2 separate regions of the Mus musculus genome follow, and region 1 is linked to region 2. Evidence: chromatin loops called from intact Hi-C (ENCODE). Cell type or tissue: left cerebral cortex. All regions are shown on one strand.

Region 1 (5,000 bases), 230 kb after region 2:
TATATCTTAGTGGGTTTGAGGCCAACCGTGTGTGTGTGTGTGTGTGTGTGTGTGTGTGTGTGTGTGTGTGTGTGTGTGTAATTCTTATGGAGTTCCAAGACAGCCAAGACTATATAGACCCAGCCTCAAAAAACGCAAAGGAAGAGAGAGAAAAGAAAAATCTTTATAACTCAAAGCAAAGGCCTCAATGAGAAAGTGAGTCTCCCATTTCACCACTTTGTCTCAGCATGGTGCAGATAAGTCCTTGCAACTTCTATCACTGTGAGGTGGGGGCTAAGAACTGTCAACTCTGAGCTGGCAACAGTGGCTAGCTAGCTTTTGCAAGGAATAGTTCCTTTAGTAGCCTGATATTTGTAGAGAGTATCAATGTCTAAGGAACATAAGTATTTCAGAAAATTGTAAGGTCTTGTAAGAGGCTGCAGCCCAACACTGGAAGGAAAGATTTAGGAGTTGATGAAATTCTGCCAAGGGAGCAGGAATCCAGTGAGTAGCTAGTTACTGTCTGTATCCACTGCATCTGTCTTACAACTTAGTAAGTAAGGTACCTGGACATATAGCCACCACAGCATTCCAAAATACACCTGCCATAGCACCTGGAAATGTACCTACTTTGGCACCTGAAAATGCACCTGCCACCATATGTAGAAATGTACATGCTACAGCACCTGCAAATATGTACTTGGCTCAACATTGAGACATGCACCTCCCAAGACACTGAGTGACTATTTGCAGAGAGAAAGTTTCTTTCGCTGGATCATGCAAGGGCATAGAATTTAAACCAAGTCTTTTTACTCTATACCCAAGACATTTTAAGCTCCAGTGCACTACACTTCAACTGCTTCAAAAGCAAGGAAGTATTTGTTAAGGGAATAAAAAGACATCTAAGATTTTTTTTTTCCCTTTCAGTATCTGTAACTCAACAGAAAGACTTAACAATTCATACTACCTAGAGATTTCCATGTATCTTTTTGCCTTCAAATTTATGATGAAAGACCAAGTTGCGCCTCTCTGAAACTCGACCAAGGTTTAAGTGTGTCCAACCTGTCACAAAGACATTTTTAAAGTCCTCATTCTGAGCATCTGATTGTCGGCCATACCAGCTTCTCAAATTCAGCAAAATGTAAGCTACAATTGGCATATGTTTCTAGGAATGGTGGCTGCTGTGCATTTTGTGTTCAGAAAAATACAGAGGCAGAATATTTATTTAGATAACTTCAGAACTTTTAACATCTCCCACCCCCATGCTACTCCCCATGCTCAAAATGCCTGTAGGCACATGTCCTTTCAAGGTGAACATCAGTAAAGTCTATCCAAAACAATAAGCTATAAATAAAATTTCCTTAAGAGAACATAAAGAATGCAAACCTTATATTATAATTTATGTTAGTTAGGGAGAATTTGAAATGAGAAAATAACTCTTTTTTTTTTCCCTAGGAGAAAATGAGAAATTCTCATGATTGATGCAATCAATAACTGAAATAAAAACATCTATGTGACATCCATGGAAAAGCCTGCAGTCACTTTCAAATCTTCACCAAGTAGTTTAGGCACATAAGACCAAACAGCTGTAATAATAATAATAATAATAATAATAATAATAATAATAATAATAATAAAAAATTAACAGTGAGAACCAGGTCTGGGAAGGAGGGAACAAGACATTGTGGCCTTGAATCCTGGCAGTAAACTTGACCTTATACATCAGTGACTTCTGTATGACACAGAGGGAAAGTAAGTCATGTAATACAAAGCTTAAATGACATTTACTCTTTTCTACTGGGGAAGGAAGAGAAATACTACTTTACAAACTTTTCTATAACATTGTTATATATCCTTGGTTTAATTTTATTGTTGGAAATTTTGCTATTGAGAAGACATTTTAGCATGGGCTGACTGCATTCAGAAGAAAAGTATCTAGGGAAAGTGCTACAACACAGCACAGACCATTTCAAGGAAAACCCTTCAACTTCTTTGGCCAGCAAGCCAAAGGCCCATTATGAGGACCCACATTCACCAGCTACTACCATGGGGGCTACCATTACTGCCATCAGGGCTACAAATGCTACAACTCAGATTCCTACTTACAACTACCATTATTTTTCCTAGAAAAATATGATCTTATTTGTGTCATCTTAATAGTAATGTCATCTGACTCAATAAAGGTTATAAAATAATCATACTCATTACTCAAACATCCATAGGCAGATTTCATGGAAACTGTCCCTATTTCCATCTGATTAAGGAAGCCAAAAAAGCAACCTGAAGAGTCTAATGTTCCCTACTAGCCAGTGGTAGAACTGAAGTTCAGACACCCTGACATCTGCTCCTAAATCAGTCTTACTGAGACAGCATGCACAACACCCTGGGTACAGATATTCTGGGATTAGAAACCAGACGTTACAAGACATGTCCGGGGGAATCTCTAAAAGGAGAGATGATACAAAAACAAAAATCAAAGCTATCTGCTATAGTTTGAAAGTCCCTTCTAAACTTTTGTTGAAAGTTAATGGCCACTGTCGGAGCAATCAGTTGCCAGGCCCTCGACTGGTCCATACCACTGCCTCCCTATCCCTTCCCTAGGTAACATTTTTCCCGTTCTTAGAAAAGAGAAATTCAGGAACTTTCTAAAACTACACCCATAAGGAGAAAAGAGAGAAACAGTTCAGTTTCTACAGTGTTTGCCTCACAAGAATGAAGAGCCAAGTTTGGATCCCTAGTGCCCACATAGAGAAAAGGAGGAGGAAGGCTTTAGTAATTGGGAATCTTAGCTCATGCCTTCTATAATCCTAGCACTAGGGGGCAGAGACGGCTAGATCTATGTAGCACACTAAAAAGTCCATTTAGCTGAATTGATGAGATCCAGGACTGGTAAATGACATTGCTGAAAGGGGAAACGGGTGGCTGTAGAGAGTTGAAGGGAAGTAGGAAAAGGGAAGAAGAAGGGAAACGGGAAGGAAGTTGAGGAAAGCTTGGAAAGACACTAACACAGAACATCCACTCTAAGCCAAGAACAGTCTCCTTTAATAACCATGAATAACCTTAGCACCGAAAGTACCCAAGATGGTAAATGTGGTCAGAGTAGACTGAGACCAAGGATCAGGGATGGGCCATGCTCTTCTGTGGTGCCAGAAAGATTAATGAGCTGTATACACAGGCATTTCAGAGATGACTGCACAATATAGCGTCACTATTCCCACTAGCTTCCCAAACAAAAACTAGAAAAAATGCTCTAAAACTAACATCAGTCCGTCCCCCACCCCCATCACCTAGGGTCAGAAAAATGTTGTAATGTTAAAAATATCCTGACTGAAATAGAAAAGGATTTAGCCAAAATCCTAAGGCTGATAGGAGACCAGTCTTCTCCAGGATTCAAGCAGAAAAGACAGTCTCAACTTCTGCTTAATATACACAATATCCACCAAGACAAAGGCAAAGAAAGCCCTGAGAAACACGGAACCATGGCTTCCTACAACCCGAGTTATCTATTTACAAAAGGACTTAAAGCTCTTTCTCTTTCTTATATTAGCAGTGTAGGAAGTGAAAGCCCTTAAAGTAACCAGCTGCCATCCTCAAACCTGAAACAAATTTAGGTCAGGAGTGAGGTTCACTTTTGAAACCCTGTCTCAAAAGAATATATTGGCAAGTAACAGCAGACACCCAGCACCCTCCTCAGACTTGTACCCACACATACTCTGTGCATACATCACACACCCACAAGATGCACTACGATCTACACTCAGAAAATCAGCTTCTGGAACTGAAGAGATGGATAAAAGCACTTGCTGTGAACACAAGAGGATCTGAGTTCAAAGCCCCAGTATCCAAGTTAAAAAAAAACAACAAAAAACAAAAAACAAAAAGCAAAAAAACTTGCTTCTGGATGTATCTTTCTATAACCTGAAAATTAGGGGGATGGAGACAGGCTGGTCATCCTAGTGACCTCACTATCAGCCTAGGTGAAACAGGAACTTTAGGTTCAGTGAGAAACCCTGTCTCAAAAGAATATATTGGCAAGTAACAGCAGACACCCAGCACCCTCCTCAGACTTGTACCCACACATACTCTGTGCATACATCACACACCCACAAGATGCACAAAAAGATTAGCTCTTGGACAAGAATGGTGATGGCCACTGTCATTTTCAGTGTTCCTCCAACCCCCCCACCCCCAGACACACGGCAAGCCCTTCTCCCTGGCTACAGCCTGCAAAAGACACCTGCTAATCCACAAACTTTTTGACTTCTTGGAAATATGGTCCTCTGCCTTAAGCGAGGCAAGCCCAAGCCCTATTTTAAAGACACTCCTTTCACTACTTACCTGTCACAGTCATAAAAATGGGGAAGGGGTTGAGAACACTGGCTTTCATTCAAATGAACCTAAAAAATAAAGAACTCTAATAAAGAAGGAATAGGCTACAATGGTTTTCTTTTCCTTTCTCTGTATTTCATTTTCCAGTTTTTCTATAAGGCCTCTCTGTATGCTGCAACATGAAGAAAAATTAAATTTACTACTGCTGAGGCAAAATCAGGGCTCCTTTATTATAAGGCTCTGAACCTGAAGAAAATATGTTTATGTTTGATGAGATGCCCACTCCCTATTGAAAAATCCAGAAGCTTCTAGGACCCACATGATGTCGATATATTAACTTGTGAATAATTGAAAATGTTAATAAAGAACAGTCTATCCCCAGTCTCTAGACCACATGAAGTTGGTAGCTTAGTTGGAAGATGGGGGAGGGGGACTCAGGGACCAGCCATCCCAGCTGTCCAGAAGGCTCAGTCTGGGACATAGAGGACTTCAGCCTACAAATGTGCTCTTAGGCAAATTGCTCTCAGGATGGAGAGGCAGTGAAAGTAAGAGGAGCCAGTTAAAACACAGATCAGAATTCCAACTCCATGTGGACAAATTCTCTACACTCGGTTTCTTCATCTACAACTACCAACTACAGCCCTGAGTGTCCAATATGGGAAGACTCTGAGAGCAAGTGAGAATATTAATCA
Region 2 (5,000 bases):
CTGAAAGCTCTAGAACAAAAGGAAGCAAATACACCTAAGAGGAATAGATGGCAGAAAATAATCAAACTCAGGGCTAAAATTAATCAAGTGGAAACAACCAAACTAGGAGCTGGTTCTTTAAGAAAATCAACAAAATAGATAAACCCTTAGCTAGTCTATCTAGAGGGCACAGAGACAGTATCCTCATTAACAAAATCAGAAATGAAAAAGGAGACATAGAAACAGAAACAGAGGAAATGCAAAAAATGATCAGATCCTGCTACAAAAGTTTATACTAAACACAACTGGAAAATCTGGATGAAATGGACAATTTTCTAGACAGATGCCACATACCAAAGTTAAATCAGGATCAGATAAACGATCTCAACAGTCCCATATTCTCTAAAGAAATAGAAAGAGTCATTAATAGTCTCCCAACCAAAAAAAGCCCAGGACCAGATGGGTTTAGTGCAGAGTTCTATCAGACCTTCAAAGAAGACCTAATACCAATACTCCTTAAACTATTCCACAAAATAGAAACAGAAGGTACTCTACCCAATTCATTCTAAGAAGCTACAAATACTCTGATACCCAAACCACACAAAGACCCAATACAGAAAAAGAACTTCAGACCAATTTACCCTATGAATATTAATGCAAAATTATTCAATAAAATTCTTGCAAACCTAATCCAAGATCACATCAAAGGGACCTTCAACCCAGGGGTGCAGGGATGGCTCAATACATGGAAATCCATCAACATAATCCACTACATAAACTAACTCAAAGGAAAAAAAAAACATGATCATTTCATTAGATGCTGAGAAAGTATTTGATAAAATCCAACACCCATTCAAGATAAAAGTCTTGGAAAGTCAGGAATTCAAGGCCCATACCTAAACATAATAAAAGCAATATAGAGCAAACTGTATCCAACATCAAACTAAATGGAAAGAAACTTGAAGCATTCCCACTAAAATCAGGGACTAGACAAAGCTGCCCATTCTCTTCCTACCTATTCAATAAAGTACTTGGAAGTCCTAGCCAGAGCAATTAGAAAACAAAAGGAGGTCAAAGGGATACAAATTGGAAAGGAAGAAGTCAAAATATCACCATTTGCAGATGATATGATAGTATACTTACGTGACCCCAAAATTTCCACCAGAGAACTCCTAAACCTGCTAAACAACTTCAGCAAAGTAGCTGGATATAAAATTAACTCAAACAAATGAGTGTCCTTCCTCTACTCAAAGGATAAACAGGCTGAGAAAGAAATTAGGGAATCAACATCTTTCACAATTGTCACAAATAATATAAAATACCTTGGTGTGACTCTAAGAACAAATAATCCCTTCCCCTGAAATCACACTCAGATAATTTATGCTAAGATACTAATTTTGAAAAATCTCCAATATAGCAAAGGCATTTGAAATTGACTTTTTCCTTTCCCTTTGAGGCCCATGGGTCTCACTCACTGTGCTGAATTTTAGGCTGGCATCAAAATCACCATGCAGCTCAGTGTGTCCTTGAATTTGCCAGGTAGCCCAGCCTGGCCTCCACTCACGGCGAACCTTTTGTTTTACTTAGCGTCTTCAGCACTGGAGTTCCAGATTTCAAGTACAAAGTTTTGATAATATTTTCAAATGGAGGAAGAAAAAAAAATTAGAGACATTTTCAGTGTATAAAAACAAGAGAAGATCTGCAAAGGATGATGACTTAGCAGTAGACTGAAGCTTACCAGCCAGTAGCTATTACAACAATCAGTAATGCTAAATGAAATGAAAAATTAGGAACCAGTGCTACACAGAGGAGGAAAATAAATGTTTTTAAAAATATACAGAAGGAAGAGCAGAAATAAGCACTGATCCCTATGATGTGGATGTGGGACAAATGCATTCTGTCCCTTGTCTCCAGTTTCTAATAAATACTCTATGCATACAGCCTTTATAATATAGAGAAAAAAACATCCAATGCTATTTTTTTATGATGTCTTCTATATGCTATGCCTGGTATGCTGTGTCATCTTCACTAATGATTTTTTAAAAGGAAGAACCTAATGCCAGGGGATCCCTCATTTGTTTTGGAAACACAGGAAGCAGCACGGCTTTTGGGATGTTTTCCAGTGTGACCACTGAACAAAGCCATATGAGAGCTAGAGGAATTTCACAGAGGCCTGCTTACAGGGGGAACATATTGTGCTGGCTAGGAAAAAAAAATTATACAAATGCAGCCAGATAGTGAGATTAATGAAAGAAGAAACCACTTTGCATGGTGGTCAATCTTGAATAATTTAAAGGTAATCAAGACTAATTTCAGGGTAATAAGAAAAGCTAGGCCTGGTAGTGGCATTGCATGCCTTTAATCCTAGCATTTGGGAGGCAGAGGCAGAGGCAGGTGGATTTCCTACAGAGTGAGTTCCAGAACAGCCAGGGCTATACAGAGAAACCCTGAAAGAAAAGCAGATTTCAATGAGGGACTGCCTAGATCAGGTTGGCCTGTAGGGGGCAGTGCCTTGACTGCTTAAATCGATAAGGGAAGGCACAGGCTGCAAGTGAGCAGCACCATTCCCTGGTTTGGGACCCTCAACTATATAACAGTAGAAAAAGGCAGCTGAGCACTAAGAATGCATGCATGCATTTGTCTCTCTGCTCTCAAGTGTGGATGTGATATGACCAGCTGTTTTCAGTTCCGGCTACTGTGACTTCCTTGCTGTCATCAGTCTGTAACCCAGAATTGTCAGCTATAAGAAACCATTTCTTTCCTTACTTTCAGCGTATTTTATCTCCACGGAACTGGAAGTAGAACAAACAGAAATAAAACAAACATACCTGTAAGAAGAAACTAGGTATAGTCTCCCTGTAATAATGAGTAGCAGAAGCTTGGAGCTTGAAGGGCAGGAAATAAGTTTTCTTACCTGGCAACATTCCCAACGTATGCGATGGCAATGACAAATGAAAATCTAGAGACCGAGAAGCTAATAATGACCTTGTTTCAATTTATGTGGTGTATGTGTTTAAATTGTAATATACATACATATTTAAACATACACATACATACATGTATGTGTGTGTATATACACAATATGTGTGTCATTGTGAGTGCATGCATACACATACACACTTACTTAAATATGCATAGCCTTATTTTAGTGGGTCAGACTACACAGAGCAAAGGCATAACTAGCCTAGGTGTGATGCTCATTCAATCAGAAAAAGAAATATGGAGAGCTGTCACCAGCAGTTCTTTTATACAGGGGGACACTCAAGAGCCAGGAAAAGTGGTTTGCCCAGCTTCACTAAGAGTGACAATGTGGATACCAACTGTGGTGAATGCTTTAGGTGTGGTGTGTACTCATAGGAAACCATACTCCTATGAGGTGGTCCCTGGGTAGAGTTTGGACTCAAATCTCACTGGAGACACTATTGAATAGAGTTGAGCCCGGATAGTACCCCAAAGTGTGACTTCAGACCACAAGCTCCTCACTCTGATTCTAACTGGGTGGTCTGGGTGTTAGAATTTTAGGCTTTGGGTCCAAATGCTCATTGTTCTTTACCACTGTAAATGCGAAGGTCACCACGGACAGATGACAAGTCCTGTCATACCATTGCATACCACGCCCCTCCTCTCAGACCTCCTAACAAAGGCCAGCTCCAGAAAGTAGGGAGTTGGGTCATCTGTAGTTAGCTGCAGTAAACCGTGAGGTCTAGAAGAGTACTCGGCATATGACAGGAACTCCATACATGTTTACTGAATAAATGAATTAATTTTGTGACAGAAGAGACAATAGAAAGCTGTGCAGCTACAAGGTATTTTCAGCATAGTAGAGGGCAGCTCTGGGCTCATTTCGGCTACTGTCAATGAGAAAAGGTAACAGATGAGAAACTGGCACCCTTGTGGTCTGCAAAAGCCACAGCAGAGAGGAAGAGGTCTCGAGTGTAATCTCCAGGCCACGGTGTGGCCTTTCTCCCAATTCCAGGAGTGAGAATTCCATAGAGGAATGTGCTATGCAAGCAGAGGGCTTGGTGTCTTGACTTAAGACATTCACTGAGCATTAGCCCTGAAAGGGCTCTAAGAAATAGAGAACTTGATTGTCTTTTGATGGTGGGGGGGGGCAATGTTGGAATGTATATATATATTTGATAGTCAACCTATACCTAAGATACATACAAAAGTCTTACAATTCAATAATAAAGATAAATACTTTTCTTTGCAACAGGGTCTTTTATAATTGAGGATAGTTTCCAAATTGCTATGTGGCCGAGGCTAGTCTTAACTCTCAATTCTTCTACCACTACCTCTCAAGTGCTGGGATTGCAGGAATGAGCTACCATCTCTGGCTAAACAACTTGTTTTTATGAGGCAGAATATTCTAATAGACATTCTATGACGTAAGGTAGCTGGGTAAGAAGTAACTACATGAAGAGATTCATGCAACCATCAGTCATCTGGACATTTACATGCAAACCACAAATACTATATATATATATATATATATATATATATATCACACCGTCCAGACCAGTTTAAAAAAGATCCATTTCAAGTAATGCAAAGGAACTTTCACATAACATTGGAGGTAATTGAAACGGTAAAACTGATCTGAAAAAGTTATGTCATTTCTTAAAATCTCTAAGCATATACAAAATTTGGTGTGAGTGTGTGAACATTTGTGCTTTCCAGGCCACCTGATCTGTCTTTCTAAGTAATAAGCCCCTTAGCACATGCACCCCCCAAGTGCTACTCACCCACAAATACTGTGCACCCACTAGTACTGCTCACCCACAAATACTGTGCATCTACAAGTCTTGAGCATCAACTGTATACTGTACTCTGTAAGCCCCAAAGAGCTGACATGTTCCAAGGGTGAGTACAGAGGCAAATGATAAGCCAATGTAAAGACTGTAAACTGCTGGTCCTTTGCTAAGGTGACATCTGAATGGAAACTTCAAGGAATGAGGAATGGCATGGCTGTCTGGAGACATAATCTTCAAGAGGATGAGCAAGCAAGCAGGAAGTTGAGA

Evidence for each region. Hi-C counts contacts between places; a loop is a spot of excess contacts. Peaks named below come from ENCODE experiments on the same cell type or tissue, not always from the same donor. Only the 100,000 strongest peaks of a DNase experiment are listed, where the experiment ranks them.
Region 1: a loop joins it to region 2, with 2.7 times the contacts of the local background. A loop is called at or near these places in 6 of 42 quality-filtered maps.

The regions. Positions count from the first base shown.
Region 1 is chr8:73,230,723-73,235,722 of GRCm38, forward strand. The region is part of intron 1 of Large1 (LARGE xylosyl- and glucuronyltransferase 1); the gene reads right to left. Among named protein-coding and RNA genes, the nearest start is that of Large1, 120 kb to the right of the region's middle. In left cerebral cortex, a CTCF peak has its summit at 2,789 (motif pointing right); DNase peaks (open chromatin) are centred at 2,785 and 3,674; H3K27ac peaks cover 389 bases.
Region 2 is chr8:73,001,544-73,006,543 of GRCm38, forward strand. The region is part of intron 6 of Large1 (LARGE xylosyl- and glucuronyltransferase 1); the gene reads right to left. Among named protein-coding and RNA genes, the nearest start is that of Mir28b, 12 kb to the right of the region's middle. In left cerebral cortex, a CTCF peak has its summit at 2,493 (motif pointing right); a DNase peak (open chromatin) is centred at 2,519.